Regions from separate parts of the Homo sapiens genome. Here region 2 is linked to region 1. The links are chromatin loops, found by intact Hi-C in ENCODE. Cell type or tissue: K562. All regions are shown on one strand. Each heading gives the region's core, and the rest is flanking DNA. Links, peaks and the distances in the headings are about the cores only.

Region 1 (9,016 bases), core at 384-8,383:
CAATGGAAACCTCTAGAGGGTATTTAAATCCCAGAAAATTCTGTAACGGGGATCTTGAGCACCTATGCTTGGGCCCCCTCACACCCTGAGGAGCGTAATTTCATTTTCAATAAATCTCTGCTTCTGTTGCTTCATTCTTTCCTTGTTTTGTTTGTGCATTTTGTCCAATTCTTTGTTCAAAACACCAAGAACCTGGACATCCTCCAGCAGTAACACTTCTGGGTGCGTGGATGTGCTTTGGGTGGAGCATCCTGCAAGGGAAAGGCTTTGCGTAGGGATCCGACAACTACTGGGCCCTAACGATGGAGCAGGAGTCGGCCAGGCCCAGGACAGGGTGGAAGGAGAGGGGAAATCCTGGCAGATAATGTCAAGGTCAGGGCCTGAAAGGCCTGGAGTCTGGGGAGCTGGGCTGGTGGAAGACAGAGAAAGGCTCTAAACAGAACCTGGGTTTTCTGTGTCTGGACAACAGGGAGTCAAGAGTTGCTTTAAATACTGAACTTTGTGGATGGTGAAGGTGCTGCCTGCCCTTTCCTGTCTTCAGAGGAAGACACTCTCCACTCTTCACACCGTTTGGTTTTGTGTGTGTGTGTGTGGGGGGGTGCTCCTCCACTCTTGATCCAGAGATGAACATGTGACCCAAGCTAAGCCCATCACAAATCTTCCCTACAGCATGTTGAGCTGGGATGTCTGGGGATGACGTCTTTCTTCTCTGTTCTCAAGGCTCTGAGAATGTGGCCACCACCTCCATCCTGGTCCCTTACTTCAGGAGAAAGCTAGTCAGAGAGAACAAAGCTGTCACCCTCAGGCAGGGACAAAAGGCAGGGAGAGGGAGATGGACCTGTTGCCCATGGGGCCTGCTCCGCCTCTCCTCCTCCTCATAAGTCCCTCTCTTCTGCCTACGCTGGCTGGAGCTGGGTTTTGCAACCAGAGTCCTGATCAGTATGGCAGGGAAGGAAAAGCAGCGGGAATATGCAAATGTCAGAGATGAGAAGCACTTCCTTACACAGTCAGAGTTCTTAGACCTGCTCCCAGCCAAGTTCAGAACTGAGAGTCAGCTCCTTGTTTTACATGGATTGCAATATGTTGAGGATATGCCTGGCTTAAATCAGTTAGACCCCGATGGCAGGTCTCCGCTGCAGTCTACTTAACAGCGAGTGTTTGAGAGAGTGTGCGGAAAACATAAAACACAGACGGGCCCTCACACTCACTGGCAAAGGCACGTGGGCCTCCCAAGTGCTGCCCCTCACTCTCCTCAGCAGTGCACATGTCGTGCCAGAGAAAGTTGCCCTCCTTGGCAGCGTTGAGCTCTGAAACCCCTGTCTTCTAAGCTCACCTCCTCTGAGCTGCCAGAGGGGCTGCCTGGGCAGGCTCATTCACAGGGCACCCTGGCCCTGTCACGCAGTCATGAGCAAAGGAGAGGAAGAGGGGAAGGAGAGCAGGCAAGGCAGTGGGAAGGTGACAGGGCCCTGAAGAGAAGAGTGTGAAGAAGGGGTAGTCCTTAGTCATAGGTAGAGAGCTCCAGGATGGTGGAGGAGTCTGGTGACCTTGACAATGGAGATGCAGCAGGTGAGCCCAGGTCAAGGTGACAGGCGAGGTGAACGAATGTTCCACAGCACAGTTCCAAAGGGAAGCAGAGAGGCGGGATGTGAAAACCAGAGACGGGGACTTGAGGGGAATAACTGGAGGGATGGGGCTGAGAGGGGACATGGGTGAAGCTGCAGAGGAACAGGCAGAAGGATGCAGAGCACAGAGGGATACACACAACACAGGACATATCTGCAGAGCACGGGGTAATGCACACAGCACGGGAGAAAGCACAGAGCACAGGGAGAGAATGCACAGAGCACCGGGAGAGGAGGCACAGAGCACAGGGGGAGGCACAGAGCATGGAGGGGAGGATGCACAGAGCATGAGGGATGCACAGAGCATGGGAAGATGCACAGAGCATGGGGAGAGGATGCACAGAGCACGGAGAGAGGATGCACAGAGCACGGGGAGGATGCACAGAGCACGGGGAGAGAATGCACAGAGCATGGGGAGAGGATGCACAGAGCACGGAGAGAGGATGCACAGAGCACGGGGAGGATGCACAGAGCACGGGGAGGATGCACAGAGCATGGGGCAGGGATGCACAGAGCCGGGGGTGGGGATGCAGAGAGCAGAGGCGGGGAGGATGCAGAGAGCATGGGGCGGGGATGCACAGAGCATGGGTTGGGGGATGCACAGAGCACGGGGAGAGGATGCACAGAGCACAGGGAGAGGATGCACAGAGCATGGTGGGGAGGATTCGGAGAGCATGGGGGTGGGGATGCACAGAGCACGGGTGGGAGGATGAGCAGAGCATGGAGTGGGGATGCACACAGCACGGTGGGGAGGATGCGCAGAGCACGGGGAGTAGATGCACAGAGCACGGTGGGGAGGGTGCGCAGAGCATGGGGAGAGGATGCACAGAGCATGGTGGGGAGGATGCACAGAGCATGGAGGGGGGATGCACAGAGCATGGAAGATGCAGCTAAGGATGCACACAGCCTATTCTCTACTGAGCCAGAACCCATAGTGGCCTCAATAGTCTTAAAAAAGAGCACACGGCTGGGCACAGTGGCTCACGCCTGTAATCCCAGCACTTTGGGAGGCCAAGGCGGGCAGATCACGAGGTCAGGAGATCGAGACCATTCTGGCTAATACGGTGAAACCCCGTCTCTACTAAAAATACAAAAAAATTAGCCGGGCACGGTGGTGGGTGCCTGTGGTCCCAACTACTCAGGAGGCTGAGGCAGGAGAATGGCGTGAACCTGGGAGGCAGAGCTTGCAGTGAGCCGAGATCATGCCACTGCACTCCAGCCTGGGCAACAGAGCGAGACTCCATCAAAAAAAAAAAAAAAAAAAAAAAAGGAGCACACTTGACCAGCTTAAATATTACAGAGAAAGGAAAGGAAGAATTTAATGTAGATTAAGTTATATTAATTATTACATATATTATTTACTATGTACTTGTACTTCTATCACATCCTTTATTAATATTTTAGCAATTCAGGTCTTAACAATGTTGAAATCTTATTTGAATGAACAAGGTATATAGATACCTAATATTAAGGGGAGTGATGGGTGCAGACATTTGTAGAACAAAGATACATCATTCGAAGGCTTCTGACCAGGCTTAACTGAAAGCTGGTTTGGACAGATGGCCAAGGAGAAAAGTCATTTTACGTATGAGGGAGAGAAAAGTCCATCAGGAAAGCTGGGGATTAGAGAAAACGAGCTTTTGATAGACAACTGTCAGCAAACTGGAGGACAGAGTAATTTTAGGGTTAAACAGCAGTAAAATTAATTAGAAGGTTTTGAAATGTGACTCAGAACAGCAATACAAAGCCCTAAAACTACCCACTGCTCCTCATCATCATCCAAGTGTCATTGGAGCTAAGCAGAAATACAACCACAGTCATGCTTGGAGCTCTGGAGAGTTCTTAAGCACTGTGTTATGTCTTCTCTTGTCTAAGGAGAGTGGAACAGGGGCTTGTGCTTACAGCCCTGACCATGTCCCACTGCTGCTGAGGCACTAAATGATATGTTCCTTTTCGAGTTTTTCTTATGCAGTCTGGAAAAGAAATGTTGATTTACAGATAAGATGCAGTCATACCACTTGTGTACATTGTATCTTCTCAAGATATTTTGAAGACAAGAGAGGGGAAGGGGAAGGGGAAGACAGGAACAGGAGGAAAGCCAGCAAAAATTCATGCTCAGCATACAACAGAGTCTTGCAAAATGCAGGCGGTGAATGTTACGTGCGCTCACCACAAAAATGGTAACTGGGAGGTAATACATTTGTTTATTAGCTAGATTCAACTATCTCCTTCAAAACAACATGGTGTGCCCAACAAAAACACGCAATGATATGTCCATTTAAATAGCTAAATACCTAAATAAATACCAACTCCCCCCTCTCCAAAAAAAAGCCCCAAACTGAAGATGGGCTTTCTGTTGATCAGCCCCAGTGCTATGAGCTGGAAAAACAGGCAGCTTCCTTGGTTTTCTTTCAGGGGTTTGAATGAGAGATGGAGAGAAGCAATATGACCTGATATCGGAACTCCTTCCCAGCTCTCCCTTCCAGGAATCTGTGCTTCTGCAGCCAAGACTCCAGGTGTCATGCGCTCCACACCCTTGGGAATGAACCCACCATGCAGGGCTTTGTGTGCCCCTGCTCCCTGCTCTGACTTCCTCAGGTCCTGCTTGGAGATCATGCTGCTGTCCCTGCTAAAACTCTTTAGTGTCTTCTTGTTGGCCCTGGGGTGAAATCCCAACGCCTCCCGATGGCCTCCGAGGTGCTTGCAACCTCATGCTGCCCACCCTGCCACCACACTGTGCTCACTTTTCCCTCTAGCTCATGCTACTCTAGCCAACACTGGCCTCTGGTTGGTTCTAGAACATTCCAGATCCTCTCCCTCTGAGGGCCATTGCACCTGCTGTGCCCGTGTCTGGAACATTCTTTACATGGCTTTTCATGTAGCCAGCACCTTTTCATCCTTCTGCTCTTGGTTTCAGTGTTGTCTCTCCAGAGGGTCCTTTCCTGATCTCTTATCTAAAGCAGCCCCATCACCACTATTAGCCCCCATCGCAGTCCTCCTTTGGTTTTCTGCCTGGTATTCCTATTTTGTTTATGCGTCTCCTTACTTATTTATCTCTACCTTCAAGAATGTGAGCCACAGGAGGGCTCCTTGGTCATCGCTGTATTCCCTCACTTCCAGCCCTGCAGAGAGCCTGCACCTCCTCCTGGCTGTAAGCATTAATAGCTGCTAAACACACCCTGGTCCAGGTACTGTGCTGAGCCCCTGATATCTCATTTAATCCATATATTATCTGGCCCATGGATATTATTTTTTTAATCCCTATTTAAAAGAGGAAACCAAGACACAGCAGGGTCAAATGACCTGCCCAAGGTCATGCCATCCATGACAGTGTCCGGGTGGTTTTGCTTTAGAATTTGTGCTCTTAACCACTGTGTGGCGCTACCAGACCTTACAGGATGGTCAAGCAATATTGACGGAGTGTTTGCTGCAGGTGCTGTGCTAAGTGCTGAATACATTACATGTTGAGCAGATGAATACGTGAAAGAATAAGTGAATTTGAGGAGCATGCGGCAGGCACTGCCCCTTTTGCTTCGGGCTTTCTGCTCCTTCCTGGGTGATACACGTCCCACATCTTTCTCCAGCACCATGACTTGCCAGGGAGCATGGATGAAACTGAGAAGGCGCTGGATGGAGGTTTTCTAAGATGTGTGCCTAATTTAAAAGGGGCCGGGAGTCAAAGTCCCCTGGAGAGAACTAAGGGGGGTGGATGGACAATGGCAGTATTGGAAATGTGACAGCAATGGCCTTGGAGCCTGCAGATTTCCCCAAAGAGAAAATCCAATTAGATGGACTATCTTACGTCAGCAAATGAAAACAGAAGGTGAATGCATAATTTCATGAGAACATTCTTTTTCTCTGCTTATTAGATTAGGCGATCTAACAAGGCACTCTGCTTCTCTCAATACCAGGAAGTAAAATGCATTTTAACTGTGCCAGGAGTTGATTTTGCTATTTGCCGTTTGTTGTGGGATGACACGTGACACCTAAATATTCTCTCATTTAAACAATATCTAGCATGCTGCACAATGGGAATAAGATGCTCCAGGAGGCCCCACTGCTGAAGGACACAGACCCAGAGTGGTCAGGGCTCCATGACAGGGACACGCCCAAAGCACTGCTGGAGCCCCAGGAAAGGCTTCCAACCCAGAAGTCAGCCTGGGGAGGGGGTGCCCAAGGGAGCCGGGAAAGATGGGGAAGAATGAGCTGCGCTGGTGGGGAAAAGGTGAGGAGAGGAATGGGAAATGGGGAGGAGAGCATTCCAGCGAGAGGGGACTGCATCCTCAAAGGCATGGGGGTGCAGAAACAGCATGCTAGCGGGCAACGCGCAGAGGGGAGGGGAAATGACACGGATGCCAGGTGGTCAGGGCGCAGGGCCTGAGGCAGGGAGACCCGCTGCTGCTGAGACAGGCAGGCTGGGGACAGAACCTACATGCTGCCCAATGCTGCTGACTTTATCCTGTGCCATGCAGAGCCGCCAAACACGGAAGGGACCTGAGCAGACACAAGCTTCAGAGCCACAGGTGGTTCTGACAGCCACACAGATGAGACTTGGAGGGGAAAGAGAAAAATACAGGCTCCAGGAAGGTTAGCAAGGAGGCTGGTGTGAGCGTCCATACAGAGCACCAGGCCAGGACACAACTGGATGGGAAATTCAGGGGGGCCCAGAATCAGGAACTGCGTAACAGACTGAGGACTCTTGCGTGATGTCAACAGAGATGGGTCACTCATAAAGGAGAGAAGAGACATGAGTTCAGTCTTAGCCATGGATGTAGTTTAGATACTTGTCCCCACTCAAATCTCACATTGAATTGTAATCCCCAAAGCTGGAGGTGGGGTCTGGTAGGAGGTGTTTGGATTGTGGGGGCGGATCCTTGATGGCTTGGTGCTGTCTTCGTAAGAATGAGTTTTTGCAAGATCTGGTCAATTAAAAGCATGTGGCACCTCCTCCTCCCACCCCTTCCTCTCACTTTCTCCCGCTTTCATCATACGAGGTACATGTTTCCACTGCACCTTCCACCATGACTGCAAGCTTTCTGAGGCTTCCCCAGAAGCTGAGCAGATGCCGATGCTATGCTTCCTGTAAAGCCTGCAGAACCGTGAGCCAATGAAACCTTTTTTCTTTGTAAATTACCAAGTCTCAGGTATTTCTTCATAGCAACGCAAGAATGTCCTAATCCAGCCATGCTCAGTGCTGAGAGCTGTTCTCTTTCTTGGACACGTCATGGGAGCAGGTGACTCCTACGGTTTGGAGACACATGGTGTCCACCCTCATTTAGAGAGGACAAGTAGACTCCCATCCTTTTTGGCCGAGTACTGTATTTTCTGATTTCAAAATCTTTGGACATACTGGCTGAAAACGAGTATTTAGAATTTGCATGAAAATATTACCATGTAGGTAAAGTTCTTCCTGATAAAATGTCCTGCATTTCTGAAATGATTTGAGTATTGACTCAAAACATGAATGACCTCCAAATTGCTTTCAGATCAATATTGAAATTATCCAACTTTAACTTTACCCTTATATAATTTAGTTACACAGTTTGAATGAGATGGATTTCATTAAGATAACATATGTTACACTCCAAAGCATGGGAGAGCTGAAAGAAACCCCCCGGCCCCAGAAGTGAATCAGCCTTTCTCTTGTGTTCTGCCAGGATTCTGTAACAAGACTTTCCCTATTCGGCCTTATTTCTTGTTTACTTGTCTTCCTCCCACACTGGGTTGAGCTAAAAAGCAGAAACAACACCTCTAAACCTAGCACAATGCCTAGCATAGAAGAAGTGCTTCATAAATAAACGAATGAGAAACTGAATCATTATCATAGAAACGCAACCCAATCTGGATAGAATGTGTCAGAACTAGTTGGATCAATTAAAAATAAAAGAAATATGCTTCAAATTGCTTACACTGATCATACAGGGGGTATGGGGTGGGGACAATCTCATTCATTCCTTCATTATTTCAAGAATTCTGAATGTTCTCCGGTCATCCAGTTCAATGCTGACAACATGTTATCAATTTCAAACTGCTTAAATGAGGGAAACAGGGAAAGAAAAGTAAGAGATTGGCATCAATTACTTAGAATATGAAAAAACTCATTGATGACATGTCAACTTTTTCCTATTATTTCTTTGAAGACCATACGTATTGTTGGAGGGTTTAATTATTCTGTACAGCATATTCATGCCATGCCAAAGTGTCACAAGACAGTTCTTGTTTGTCAATTAACACCAGCAGGCAGTATAGATACTCTTTGCAATTAAATCATGCCAGGCAATGTAGGCTTCAGTGATTTCTTCTTCCTGGTGGATCCATTTGGTATTCGAACAAAGCATCCAACCGAGTTTTTTGCTGAAGATTTACTTTATCATGTCATCATTCCACAAATTACAAAATCATTCATATGTAAATTTGGGTAATGGATTTCTTTTATTAGAATGTGGAAATACAGCTACAAATACTTTCATATGTGGGACTAAGGGCCAAGAGCTTTAACAAAACATAGCACCGAATAAAGATCATAATTAAAAATCATGATCAGGATTTTCCAAGTTACTAAAATGATATCCTTTAATGAAAACTGTCCATTCCACAATCACAGGTAAATAAATATAGAGAAAAGATCTGGAAGGCAAACGGTATGCACCCAGACCGGACCCTGCATCCTCTGAAAACACTCACTCTGGTTTTCAGCAGAAACTCTAGACTAGCTGGAATCATGAAGATCTTCATGCTGCTATCATTGGCTTTTCTGGACTATTTTATGAAAAGATCAGACAGTTGAAAGATTCTCTGTAAAACCAGTATACTGAGGTATAAAATAAGAGGAGAAAAATGAAAAAGAAGTATCGAAGACATCTGGTATTTCTCACATCTCAACTTTGCTCAAACTTCTTTCAGAACCTTGTCTTTGCAAATATTTATGCTTCTTTTTTATGGCACAAGTTATCACAGCCTGGTAAAGAACTCATGGTCTGGGTTCTCATCTTAAAGAATGAAAGCAAAGCATCGCGGCCACCACCCTCAATGCCTTGCCCTCATCATCTTGCCATCTTCCTCCTGCCCCTGTTCATTGTTTGCTCACAGGGTGTCAGGCCTTGGGGCATTCACTTTTTTTTTTGAGACTGAGTCTCTCTCTGTCACCCAGGCTGGAGTGCAGTGGTGCGATCCCGGCTCACTGCGACATCTACCTCCCAAGCTCAGGCAATTCTCCTGCCTCAGCCTCCTGAGTAGCTGGGATTACAGGCACACACCATTACGCCTGGTTAATTTTCCGTAGTTTTAGTACAGATGGGGTTTCGCCATGTTGGCCAGACTGGTCTTGAACTCCTGACACCTATCTCAGCCTCCCAAAGTGCTGGGATTACAGGCGTGAGCCACGGTGCCCAGCC
Region 2 (9,016 bases), core at 387-8,386, 140 kb after region 1:
AAGACAAAATCCAGAAATGAGGGCCTGCGAAGAGGCAGTATTGATAACTCCCCACTCCAGGGTTTGGGTTGGGATCTCAAAATGCTATACCCAAGGAGAGAGGGCGAATGAGAAGTAGATCAGTCTTCACAAAGCCTGAGACCTGTTCAGTCACTGATCACAAGTGCCCCTAGCTTAGGCACCAACCAACCATATGACATCATCTAGCGGCTCAATTTGTCTTTAAGCTGCCCATATACAATGTCTGACACTCCAAAAATAACCAGGCATAAGTGAACACCGAGAAGATAAGACTGAAATACAAGAAAAAAACCACAGGCAATAGAAACTGACCTATAGGAGATGCAGTTAAAGGAACTCAGAAGCGGAATTTAAAATTTAAAATGCCACACTTCATATGTTCAAGAAATTGAAAAACAGAAAAGTCAGCAGAGAACTAGAGCCACATGGAAATTCTAAAAACTGGAAAATACAACTCAATGAATAGGTTCAATGGCATTTTAAACACAGCTGAAGGAAGAAATCGTAGAGTGAAAAATCGGTCTGAAGAAAATATGCAGGACAAAAGCATAAAGAGATAAAAGGCTGGAAAGTTCAGAAAAAAGCTTCAGAGACATATGGGACATGGTGAAAGGTATATGTAATTAGAGACCCAGCAAAGGAGGTAAGAGAAAACCTCAGAAGCAATATTTGAAGAGAAAATAAGAATTTTTCAAAATTGGGAAGAGATATCAAGTCACATACTTTTATAAAAAAAATCACGAATCCAAAGTATTATAAATGAAAAAGAAAAGCCACACCTAGAAGAATCATAGTAACATTGCTGAAAAACAGAGACAAAGAAAAGAAAGATGCGGTATATTAAAAAGAGCAATAATAACTGACAAATGACACCACAGAAGACAAAAGAATATACTATATGGTTCAAAGAAACAATTGTCACCTAAAGTTCTGTATGATTAAAATTGAAAATGAAATATCCTTTAAAAAATGAAATATTCTTAACATTAAAGGTGAAATAAAGATATTTGCAGACAAGCAAAAATTGAGAGAATTCAGCAGCCGCAGATTGCATTAAAGAAATACTAAGGACTTTTCTTCAGGAGAGAGGAATATTACTTTTGACAGCTGCTTGGAGATTGTAGGAAGGAATGAAGCGGTAAGGTTAACATGTGGGAACCTCTAAATGAATATTAAAGGCATGGTACAGAAATGAGAAAGAGAGGAGGTAAACAGAACCCAGTGAATAAGTTTACAACAGTTTAAACACAGCACATATCCACTTTCAATGCCTTCATTTCCAGGAACATATTTTTTAACTGGAAGAAGATTCCATGACCCCAGGCCTCGGCATGCCTGCCTGGAACTTCAGTCACTAGGGATTTAGCCCAGATTTCTTCTAGCTACGTCCACTTTATTCTTTTCTCTCATTTTTTCAACAAATCTGTTGAGCATCTATTATGGGCAAGGCACTATACAGAGTTCTGGGGCCACAGAGATGAAGACACTCATTTTATAGGCAAAGAAGGAAAACTCAGAGAAGTTCAGCAACTTGCCCAAGGTTACCTGGCTCCTACATGGCAGAGCCAAACCCTGGATCTATTTCCTTGCCAGGAATTTTCTACTAAGCAACCTTGACTCCCCCACCCCTAAAAAGTCACATACATGAATGCTCATGTTGAATTTACCCATGTTACTGTCTAATATTTTATTGCTATTACCATTCAGCTTTTTTTTTTCTTTTTTTAACAGTCTCACTCTGTTGCCCAGGCTGGAGTGCAGTGGCGCAATGTCGGCTCACTGCAAACTCTGCCTCCTGGGTTCAAACAATTCTCCTGCCTCAGCCTTCCAAGTACCTGGGATTATAGGTGCCCACCACCACGCCTGGCTAATTTTTGTATTTTTAGTAGAGACGGGGTTTCGCCATGTTGGCCAGGCTGGTCTTGAACTCCTGACCTCAGTTGATCTGCCTGTCTCAGCCTCCCAAAGTGCTGGGATTACAGGGGTGAGCCACCTGGCCCAGCCCCACTCAACTTTTTTTCTCTGACATCCTCATATCACCGTCAGTCTCTTCACCATCTTCGAAGTATTCCTTTTCACTTTCTTTCCTATTATTTTTACCTTTGTAGAATAAAAATATCTTGAATTCATAAATGGATCGTGTGACCTTCTATTTCTTAAGATGCGAGCATGCAACGTTCTGCAGTTAGAAGAATCCCACTGGAATTTTCAACCATTTAATGATGCTACCCAAATCATACACAGCTACTGTCCTCTTGCCCTGGCCAAGAACTGGGGTCAGGGTCAAAGCTAAAGCTCTAATGTGGCCCAGGAAAGAAGGAAGGAGGCTACCACTTTGCTCCACCTGCCTGATCCCATCCCACCTGACAGGACCTGGGCACTGGTCCCCCACTGATAAACAGGGGGGAAGAGGCCAATTTTGATAGTATCCATGGGGCTCTGCAGCCAGACCACTCTCCTTCCTTCTTCCCCTTACCAAATTCAGTACCTCCAAGCTAAGAGTTATCCTCCTAAACCCTGGCAATAATTCTGCATATATCTGCATTACTGTTTAACAACTTGCAGGAAAAATTATATCTATACAGCAATAATCAATCATGGGTGTATAGATAATTTACGGCCAAGACACATTTTAAAAAGACGGTTTTGTTAAATGAAAGTACTGTTTCATTATCTCTGCTATTAACATAACAGCCCAATTTTATTTACCACAGAGCTTATTACCATATGACCTCACTTTTCTTTTTTTAATTAATAGGAAACACAAAAACCTGACCCTACTGGAGAATAAAATCCTGCACAGAAAAATTAATGTAACCTTTAAAACCCTGACGTAAAAGGCTACATAGGTTGAGTGTGTTAACTCTTCCCATGTCCACAGATTAACATTGCCGGAGTATTCCACGAGATTCCACTAGTATATCATGATGAGAAAGACCAACTTCTAAGGCAGCTTGAAGCTTTCTGTCCTCAGGTCTTTTCAGTTTGATTTGCTTAATGTAAAACAAGTATTCAAAATAAGCAACGACTTAAATAGGTTGGTTGAAATCAGTGGTTTCAACTTGGGGCGATTTTGCCCCCCAGGGAACATGTGGCAATGTCTAGGGACATTTTTGGTTGTCTCAACAGGGTGAAAGATGCTACTGGCAACCAGTGGGTAGAGTCCAGGGGTGCCGCTAAACATTGTACAATGCACAGGACAGTACCCTCCCTCTCCCCAGCACAGAATAACCCAGTCCAAATGTTAACAGTGTCATCGCTAAGAAACCCTGGTTTAAATTTTTCTTCTTGAATAGCTGCATTTAACCAGATGGTCTATAACCTTGTAAGTGCTAACAACACACTGGCTTACACAGCTCCCACCCTTGTTATTTTATTTATATATGCAAACAGATGTGTTATGTTCTTTTTAAGACCACCTTTGAATGGAAGAAAACTTGCCAAAATGTAATTACATTCAATCTATGTCAGGGTGAGCATAGTTTCATTCAGTCCCCAAATGAAGACACACTGGAAATTAGGTGGCAGTGCATTTAATATGGGGAGGTTTCCTGAGAGTTAGGCCTTCAGTTCTTGTTTAAAGGAAGAATAAGGAAAGAAGAACCTCCACATTTCTAGGCTAAATGAGGAACATGGGGTAAGGGGTGGGGTGGCTGACATAGCTGAATCAGTGGATTTTTGGAGAAGCAGGTTGTATTTATAGGAGGTCAAGACTTGTAGGATGTGACCAGCTGGTAAGAAGCTTTGAGGATGATCATCAAAGGTTATATTTAATCCCAAGCAATAAAAAGGCAGCAACCATTACGAGTCCACTAAGAAATACTCAGAAGACAAAAACACATTGGTCTACTCTCTTCCCATCCAGATTGCAGACATTGCCCTTTATACATACTCTTACATCCTCCCTAACTTCCAGGCGTAGTTAATACTCTGCCTCCTTAAATCATAATTTATACTCTGAGCCTGGGGCCTAATTACTTAATCTTTTCAAATTCATGGAACATATATGGGTAGCATGTATCATGACCGTGGGACAGCTTGAGCCACTTAATAAAACTTTCAAGTCCAAATCGTATACAAAAACATCCTGGTCTTATCTAAAATTTCGACATTCTCTGGAGAAACAATCTTTAGTGTGTTCTCCAGAGGGATTCTCAGGGTCATCCAATTCTGATGCTTAAATCAAATAATCGTTTGGCTTTCTCTCTTTGTTCCTCAAACCCCACCAACCCCACCCCCAGGGTTTTGTCCGTCCAAACTGTTCATTTTGCTTCACCAAGTCTGTTTCTGTGCCAAATTCTGCAAGTTAAGCCTTCAGCCTTTGGACTATCCTTTTACAAGATGGGGGCTCAGATTAAATTCTCACTAACTTGTTCCTGTTGTGATCCCAGATGTGCTTCTAATCTGTGTTCCTTTTGTGTGTGATCTCAAGGCATTTGGACTAAAATGGAAAGTCAGCATTTTTTAGAAAGTAATTGGTCTTTTATTATACGATACTTTGAATGGGATCAATGTGTTTCGGCAAAAACAGAAATGATGACGAGAAGAAAGAAAGAAGAACACAGATAGATGGGAAGATTTCACCCCTTTCGTGAGGACACTTAGGATAATGAGCAGGGGTCTAAGCTACAGGAGGGTGGAAGGGGAGGACGTCTGAAGAGCTTGAAGTGATCTCTGCAAGTTTAAAACAAAAGCACAGTTGTCTCCTGTCTAGAGTCAGTTTGTATTCAATTGTTTTTTAAAAGGAAACCACCAATGGTGAGGATGTTTCATTATGCTAAATTATAAATCACTCCTGAAAAATAACATTTAGAAAGAAAGGAAAAGGTTTTGGAAATAGGCTACACGTACCATTACCAAAATTGTGTCATTTCAGAATGATAAATGCCCTGTGTGTATTTTTGAGGCATAATGCAGTAAAGACTTTAGTACTTCCAGTTTTCACTAGTTGAGCACAATGGCAGTGACGCCAGAAAAGAAGTGACTTTTAAAAGAAGGGAACAAAGGAAGAGGGGGCATGGTTTTGGAACAGGCTGGGCATTAAGGATAAAAAAGAACTCAAGAATGGAGCAAAGTAGGGAGCTGGGTGCCTGGGAGGACACTGACACCCAGAGGAAAATAAGGGAGACAGGACTGATTTGATCATTTTTGATATTTGATGTGTGAAACATTTTTACCTACTTGAAAGTAGTGTTAAAGTACAATGTGATCCATTGCTGTTTTGGGAAGCATCGATATTCCTTTTTACATGCGTAAAATCCCCATTCATCACTGGGAGCTTTCAATCCTTTTGGTATTTCCAGTTGCTCATACTATCCTATGTATATCACCAATGTAACAACAGCTGTTTTTATTGCTGCTGTCATTGTGCTGGAAAAGCGCAAACATGTTTGTACAGCTTTCTAAGCAAAACTGTCATTTTCCCTTTTATTAAATTGGTTGTTTGTGATTAGTGGGAAGAGTTAAATCGCTGTAGAAATCCTATTAGAAAGAGTAATGTAATAGCCTGTACAGGGATCCCAGTCCATTTCCCAAGACAGGTCATTAAATTACTTTCCGAGAGGAGAAGATTCACACAGAGCATTCAGGGCAATTAAGAAAATCACCCTATTCCTGGCTCTTGGGCATTTTTGAAGTGAGATATGCTTTGAGCAAAACCAGGGAATGTGGTAAAGGAAAATAATTTTTGCACAGGCTTTAGAAGGTCACAGGACAGGGAAATAAGCAATATGTTTGAATCCTGGCCTAGCCACAGAGCAGCTTTGAGACAGATTAACCCTGCATAGCAAAGCCTCTCTTTACCTGTGGTGGGTTTGGCTTCCTTAATTCATTGTAAGGTGATGCCTCACCTTGTTTGTCCTAATTGTGAGAACACCATCATATTATACACCAAATTGGCTGGTTCACAGAAGGGCAAAGATCCTAGACTGAAGATATTTTTAAATTCTCCCACTGTGGTATACTATTATTTGACAGTAGACTATGAATACATTATAGAACCATACTATAAATTTCACAGTCTTTCTTGATCAGACCTCCTCCAGAGATTGAGCTGTAATACCTTAACACATCCATCATATATGATGAATTAATGTCTCTCCTATGCATTTAGAATGGTGTTACTTATGCATCATCCTTGGGAGAATTGAGAAAGACACTCAATCATTTTTCTCTGTCTTCTGTGATTACGATGAAACACTCTAAGAAAGGCCGTGCCTCACACAAACACCCAAAAGTAATAAATTAGTTAACAAATAAATAATACAATAGAGACAAAGAGCTAAGAAACCAACATACAGAAAACTAGAATACTGATTTTTTAAAAATCCAAAACCAGGTAACAAAAAGGAAGTGAAAGAAGGAAGGAAGGAAAGAAGGAAGGGAGGGAGGGAGGGAGGGAGGGAGAAAAACAAAAAACCCAAACAGATGGAAAAGTAGAAAATAAAGAACAGCAACTTCAAAAAAGCCAACCATATTAATAATTACATTAAAGATAAATGATCTAAATACTCCAAAATAAAAGGCAGAGATGGTCACAGGCAGTGAAAAAGGAAGACTTAACTACACGCTGTCAGCAAGAAACCCACTATAAGTATAACAATGCATATAGATTAAAACTGAAAGAGCAAAGAGCAGTAAATGATATATTATAGAAGATGAAATACTATTTGATAAATTGGACTTCAAAATTTTAAAATTCTGCTGATCAAAATACACCATTAAGAAAATATAAAGTTAAGCCACAGTGTTGAAGAAAACATTTGCTACACAATCGACTTGTATCCAGAATATATAAAGAACTGTTAATCACCTTAACGCACGTAAAAATGGGTAAAAAAAATCTGAACGTTTACAAAAAAAAAATATATTTGAATGGCCAATAAGTTCCATGTAAACATGGTCAATTTCATGAAATATCAGGGAAATGTGAACTAAAACCACAATGAGATACCAATATCCAACCATTATAATGGTTGAGTTGAAGAAGACTGAATATACCAAGTGTAAATTATAAATCACCACCACCACCGACATATAATGTATACCTTGGTGAGGATAGAAACAATAGAACACATATATATTTCTGGCGGGAAAGTAAAATGGTAGACTTTGGGAGACAATTTGGCAATTTCTTAGAAAGCTAAACACTTGAAACAGGAATTCCATTCCTGGGTATATTCCCAAATGAAATAAAAATATATTTCTACACAGTGACTTACACAGAGTTAATTATAACAGCTTTACTCTTAATAGCTCAAAACTTGAATCAACCCAAATATCCATCAACAGGGGAATGTATGAGCAAACTGCAGAATATCCAACAATGAGTTACTACTCAAGCAATAACAAGAAATGGACTCCTGATACCAACAACACAAATGAATTTCAAAAGCATTATGTTAATCAAAAGGAGCCAGACACAAAAGAGTACAATCACATGATTTCGTACATATGAGTTTCTAGAAGAGAGAAATCTAATCTTTAGTGCTATAAAACAGATTGGTCGTTACTTGAAGCCAGAGTTGATAAGAAAGACTGATTGAAAAGGAACACTACAAAGGAACTGACTATGAAGAAATATTTTTGGGATGAGGGAAATATTTAATGTCTTGATTTGGGTGACGGTTACGTGGGTGTATATACTTGTCAAAATTCATTAAACTGTCCACTTATGTGTATTTTATCTTTTTATTGTTTTACTTCAAAGTTTATTTTTACAAAAATCTCCACTGTGATATGGTTTTCTCTCTTTTTAATTCTACAAATTTCTATGGTATATATTTTGAAAAAATCCTAAAGCAAGTGTTTCAGATTGAAGGAAAATGATACTGAGTAGAATTATGACCAGGCTAGTAGACTCATTTTATTATTATGAGATAGGACTATTTCTCATCAAACTTCCTGTCTTAAATCGACTATATTTAATATTGTTACAGCTGGTCAGCTTCATTTTGATGTGTTTGCTTGCATGGCATATATATTTTTCTCTCCTTTTACTTGATTCCTGTAGGAAGTTCTATATTTATATATACTTCATTTCTGTATGTATTGACATTTAAAGTGTATCTCTTGTAAATCATATACAGGGAGTTTGGTTTCTTAACCCCATCTGATAATCCTTGTTTTTTAATTTTTCCATTTAATTTTACTATAATTCCTGCAGAGCTGGGTTTAAGTCTGGCATCCTTCTACTTATTTTCTTGTGTATTAGTATTTTATTTTTCCTGTTTTTTTAAAATAAACTTTATATTTTTATTATTTCATCTTTCTCTTATAGCAGCTTCTTATATCTTACTGTCATCCTTTCAGTGCCTACTTTGGAGATAAAAATGAGGATCCCAGACTTATTATTAACTTAGTATCTTTACTGTTTTCAGAATAAGCAAAAATATTATAATAGTTGAGCTCTATTTGTTCCTCCCTTTGTGCTATTCATAGTTTACTTATCCATATGTTGTAAAGCCCTAAATATCTTGCATTATTGTTTTAAAGAGTTAATAGTGTTATATTTACCAATATGTTTACATTCTTATGCTCTTTCTATAGTTCTATGCTTCTATCTGGCATCGTTTTCCTTCAACCTGAAGGACATCCTTTCATAGCTCTTACAGTTTGATTCTGTTAGAGACGAATTTTATCACCTGCTTTTGGTTTTTAAATATCTTTATTTTTCCTCCATTTTTAAGAGAATTTTCTCCCAGTTTGAATTCTGCATTGGCAGTTTTTCTTACATCTTGACCTTCCAAGATATCTTTCCATTTTCTTCTGGCGGTTTCTATTGAAATGTCAACCACCAGTCTTAACTTTGCTCCTTTGAAAGTCTTTTTTCCTCTGAATGTTTAATAGATTTTCTCTTGGACTTTGACTTTCAACAGTTTGATTATCACGGGCTCAGATGAAGTTTTCTTTGCATTTACTCTAATTGGGGCTAAATGAGTTTGAAATTATAATTAACTATTAGTCATAACTTTTGAAAAATTCTCAGCCATTATCT

What was found. Hi-C counts contacts between places; a loop is a spot of excess contacts. Peaks named below come from ENCODE experiments on the same cell type or tissue, not always from the same donor. Only the 100,000 strongest peaks of a DNase experiment are listed, where the experiment ranks them.
Region 2: a loop joins it to region 1, with 2.5 times the contacts of the local background. A loop is called at or near these places in 2 of 110 quality-filtered maps.

The regions. Positions count from the first base shown.
Region 1 is chr10:126,156,441-126,165,456 of GRCh38, forward strand. All of the region lies in intron 3 of ADAM12 (ADAM metallopeptidase domain 12), which reads right to left. Among named protein-coding and RNA genes, the nearest start is that of FANK1-AS1, 190 kb to the left of the region's middle. RefSeq lists enhancers at 805-1,305, 1,306-1,806, 5,904-6,404. In K562, for the core only: a CTCF peak has its summit at 5,005; no DNase peak of the experiment used is centred there.
Region 2 is chr10:126,297,919-126,306,934 of GRCh38, forward strand. All of the region lies in intron 2 of ADAM12 (ADAM metallopeptidase domain 12), which reads right to left. Among named protein-coding and RNA genes, the nearest start is that of ADAM12, 86 kb to the right of the region's middle. In K562, for the core only: a CTCF peak has its summit at 5,131; no DNase peak of the experiment used is centred there.